2 separate regions of the Homo sapiens genome follow, and region 2 is linked to region 1. The links are chromatin loops, found by intact Hi-C in ENCODE. Cell type or tissue: heart left ventricle. All regions are shown on one strand.

Evidence for each region. Peaks named below come from ENCODE experiments on the same cell type or tissue, not always from the same donor. Only the 100,000 strongest peaks of a DNase experiment are listed, where the experiment ranks them.
Region 2: a loop joins it to region 1, with 2.2 times the contacts of the local background. A loop is called at or near these places in 5 of 110 quality-filtered maps.

The regions. Positions count from the first base shown.
Region 1 is chr6:77,456,449-77,458,948 of GRCh38, reverse strand. The region is part of intron 5 of LOC105377864; the gene reads right to left. Among named protein-coding and RNA genes, the nearest start is that of HTR1B, 5.8 kb to the left of the region's middle. In heart left ventricle, a CTCF peak has its summit at 1,008 (motif pointing right); a DNase peak (open chromatin) is centred at 1,013; H3K27ac peaks cover 1,021 bases.
Region 2 is chr6:77,344,002-77,346,501 of GRCh38, reverse strand. No RefSeq gene overlaps it. Among named protein-coding and RNA genes, the nearest start is that of HTR1B, 120 kb to the left of the region's middle. In heart left ventricle, no CTCF peak of the experiment used is centred here; no DNase peak of the experiment used is centred here.

The sequences.
Region 1 (2,500 bases):
GGGTTAGATCCACTATCACAAGAGTTTTCCAGATTAGTTTTTAGAGGGGACCTTTAGTCTCTAGGCTAGGTAGTGAGATTCCAAGGACTGTATGGTGCTTAAAATACAGGAGGAACTGGGTTAGAAGAAGACTTAAGAGGAGTAGACTGACCTATCTTAAGACCAGTGAAGTAGGCAGAAAGGTAGCTTTTGTAGTCAGTCCTAGGTTTGAATTGCAAATAAAGTATGTTAGAAATATGTGGTTCTTTTTCTCAAATACTGTCTACTTACAAGTTGATGTGAAGGCCTAGAACCTATACATGTAAAGCACTTATTGAGATGCCTGACACTTTTTTGGCTCTCAGCAGACAGGACTTCCTCTTAGCCATTATTTCCCATTGTCTCCTTTGTGGATGCAGAGTGCCTGTAGCACAGAACAGGGGTACTTGGGAGAAGTTGGACTGGAGAAGATCAAACTAGCCTGAATGGGAAAAACTTGGCAAAAACTAGAAGCGACTGAGCTTTACAGCCTTTTACAACTAATCCCCTATGCAGGTGACATACACCCCAAAGAACAAAAGGGAACATGAAGGATGGTTTGCGGTGGCTCTATCGGCCAAGAAGAAATTGCCAAATGTTTAATTATTTCTTATAGCGTCCTTTTATTCACTTTTAAACCCTCTTCCTCTTCCTTGTCTAGAGATTTCTGGCTGTCTTTCTAGAATCCAAAGTCCCTGGCCACATCCACATTTTTAATTTGCAGCACCTCATTTTTCACTTCTCTACTTTTTTCTTACCTGTATCAAATCATGATAACCAATAATGATGTTTATGGTTCTTGTTTTAACTGTGAAGGGCTGATTAAGTAATTAAGGGTTTTCACATTATCTAAAAGGGAATTGTTGAACCAAAGGAATGTGTAATTGGTGGGGATAAAGGCTTTCAACTGGGGCATCTACTCGAGGTAGAGAAAGGGTGGGAGAAGGGAAGTCTGCACTGTTAATCGAAACCCACCCTGGAACAATCCACCAGGGGGCAGAGTGTCTCTGAGATGTTTAGCAGAAGCAGGCGCAGACCATTCAGGATCTCTAAATCCCTCTTCCAGGACATTTTGCAACTGATACTAACGCCTCTAGACTCAGTGAAAACAAAGTTCCATGAGTCAAGGGAGAGGAGGTTTATCGCTGATTAGAAATAGCAGATTTTTCAGAGCTGTAAATTCAGGCAGAGAGTCTCCAAATCAAACCTAAAGTTTTTCTTCATATATGCAAACTCAGTTTTTTAAATTCATCTCTAGTCCTGATATAATGCTAAAATCTTAGCATTTTAAAACATTGTGACCTTTTATTAATGTGGCACTGAGCGAATCAGAAGTTAGGAGACAATGTACCTATTTCAAAATAAAAGGAGCTAATTATTTACATAAACATGTTTAACCATTATGATTTTTCTCATCACTGTGTTTTTCTTTTCAAAAATTGTTTTGATTTAAGGTTGATATATCCATAGTTCAAAGGTAGAACACTTGCCATTTATGATTGAAAGAAATGTCTGTTTTTTTTTTTTTTTGTTTGTTTTTTTTGCACAGAAGTAAGGTTTATTTATATGTCAGTTTTTCCCAAAAGACAGACCCTGAAGTCTGTGTAATTTTGACATTTTAAAAACAGGCATATAGAAATGTGAGTACAATCTTATGTTTCACAAAAATAAATTTCAGCATCAGAAAATGGATCACATAAAACGAGAAAACGAGTGAGATTATATCATTGCCATTCTCCTATAACGTAACTGTTACTCTAGCATTTTCATTATCCCCAATGGGGAGTTTTCTATGTGCCATTTCATACATCTGTCAGTTAAATCAGAATTTTAAAGTCAACACTCATATCTTAGGATTATACTAGGATTTTCAGTGCTCCCTGAGGGAGAGCTAGTCCCTGGAATTGAGCCATCTGTCAAAGAGAGTAACTTAACACTATTCCGAGTATAATTTGTAAAAGAAAATGTCCACTTCTTTTTACTTATTTGTATATATCTCAAAAGATCAGAGAAATCCTTTTCAAAACTACTAAATGAAAATCCATATGACAAGAATGGTCTTATAATATTTCCTGTACCAAAAGTGAACAGATGGTGATGAGGGGATCCATTTATGGTAAATGCTTTAAAAATCTACACAAGCCTTGCTTAAATGATGTAAGAAGGCATGACTCACATCCTCTCTGACTCTGTGGGAACATTCCACCCATCGGCCTCTGGCTGGTCATCCTATGTAGGGAGAACCAGATTTCAGGATATCTCCTGCTTACAAGTATGGTGACCATATGTGGTGATGGGACAGTAGTGATAGAGCAGTCCACAAAGGTTAGGTTCCTTGGCCTGAGAGCTGTGCCCACAGTACTATTGTAAACACTCTTGCATGTCTCTTCTAAGCCCATTTGCTTAATTCAGTTTGTGACAGAGTCTGTTGACATGCAGATCCCCCTGTGGTTCATCAGTCCATTTGCTCATTTATAATCGC
Region 2 (2,500 bases), 110 kb after region 1:
ATTAGTTACATACCATGATTTACATAATACATTCTATAAGTAAGATTAGTTAAGAAAAGTTAAGATTAACAAACTACTCATGGACCTTGCATTTACCAATAGAAGTTAAAATTCATCAATAAAAGCAAAAACACTCAAAACAATATTTAGTGTTTTACACTTATAGATACATTTTATTTGGCAGTGACTGCATGATAAAACATTTATACATAATCAATTTTAAAAGTCTGTTTAAAAAATGCACTGTAGATGTGCACAACTTTATGAAAATTCAACATTAAAAATTACAGTGTTCATAATAGGTACTTCAGGCCTGATTACAAAAGCATATTCTGAAAAGTTTTTAAAATGTGTTCTTTTTGTATAATTTCTTATTTAAATCTCATTAAATAAGGGAATGTTTATTAAAACTTCAAACTAATGTATTTAATGTTTCTACCAATTGAAGATGATATTTTCAGCAGAATTAAATGACAGATGTTTGAGTTGATGGGTATCTCAATTATGCTGATTTGGTCATTACACATTGTATGCATATATCAAAACATCACACGTATCCCATAAATATATACAATTATTATGTATCAATAAAAATAAAACATACATTTATGGTATTTCTACATCGATCTAATTGCAAAATTACATTCCATTTTCATAAGACCAGATATTTTGCATAAATTAGAGCATAACTCAAAACTCTTTTTAAAACTTTCAATTACTGTGAATACATAATACTTAGACATATTTATAGGGCACCTGTAATATTTTGACCCAAGTATATAATATGTAATGATAAAAATCAGGATAATTGCAATATTCATCACCTTAAGTATTTATCATTTCTTTTTATTAGCAAAATTCTAATTCCACTCTTAGTTATTTCAAAATATACAGTAAGTTATTGTTAGCTATCATCACCTCATGTGCTACTAAACACTAGATCTTATTCATTCCATCTAACTGTATTTTTGTACCCATTAATCATCCCCCTTTCCTCCCCTCCCCACTACTCTTCCCAGCCTCTGGTAACCATCATTCTACTTTCTATTTCTGTGAATTAAATTACATTTTAACTCCCACATGGGAGTGAGAACATGTGATATTTGTCTATCTGTGCATGGTTTATTTCACTTAACATAATATCCTCCAGGTTCATTCATGTTGCCATGAATGACAGGATTTCATTCTGTTTTATGGTTGGATAATATTCCATTGTGTATATGTACTACATTTTCTTTATCCATTCATCTAATGATGGACACTTATGTTGATTCCATTATCCTGGCTACTGTTAATAGTGCTGCAATATATTTGAGAGTGCAGACATCTCTTTGATAATACTGATTTTCTTTCTTTTGGATACATACCCAGTGGTCGATCCATGGTAGTTCTATTTTTAGTTTTTTTTTTTGAGAAAACTACATGCTGTTCTCCACAGTGGCTTTATTAATTTACATTCCCACCAACAGTGCATGAAGGTTCCTTTTTTTCCACATCTTCACCAGCATCCATTATTGCCTTTTTTTTTCCTGTAGGATTTTACTTTAGTTTTAATTGACATTTTGCCCAAAAGCACAGAACGGTAACTATTTCAATGGTTTAATGTTACAAGATTACAAAATTCTTAAACAGTTACAGTATTCTACATCAATTATTTCACATTAAATACCTGATTAAAAAAATCAGTGCTTGAATGAAGCACAAGATAAACACGTCAATTTAATAACAAATAAAATTGAATCTAGCATGTTAAAATAAATATCAATAACCACTTTATGAAAGTATCATTTCAATAGGGGGACACAGATCACCAAGGGTACAAACTAATAACAGCATTTTCAAAGCTGAGATGAAATTTGTGTAAACACACATTGGCTCATACAGTGAACATGTCCTTCTGTTCCTTGGGCCCTCCCGATGTAGGGCTGAAAGGAGATCCTGCTGGCCCTCTCTTAGATTCCAAATATGAGAAAATCTGCCTCAGGTTGCAGACCACAGGCTGGAAACACTTAAGTGCAGCAAAAGGAGATTAATGTGTCTGAGCAGGTTGGAGCCCTTTTTGTGATGGGCCGACTAGTAACATTTCCAATGCATACCTAGGGTCTTCCAAGCCAAGGGTGCACATAGTAACAGGTCGTCTACCTGATGTGACCCTGACTTCAAGGAGAGACCTGAGTGCAGGACCAGATACAGATGAGGATTGATTGATGGCCCAAGCTCCCCACAGCTGACACCACTTTTCAACCAGAGAATTCTAGGCCAACCCAGATGGAATACACACGCGTGCGCGCGCACACACACACACACACACACACACAACCATTTGTGATTCTTAGCCCGCTATGACCAAATAGCTCTTAAATACAGAATGTCTACACTGTAAGTCTCCCTTTTATTAGTATTTTCAAGCATTAATAATTAGTTCTTTCCAGTGTGATTCTTACAGATACTCACAAGCTAACCATGTTTTCTTTCTTGTAAGCACTCCATCTTTAACAAT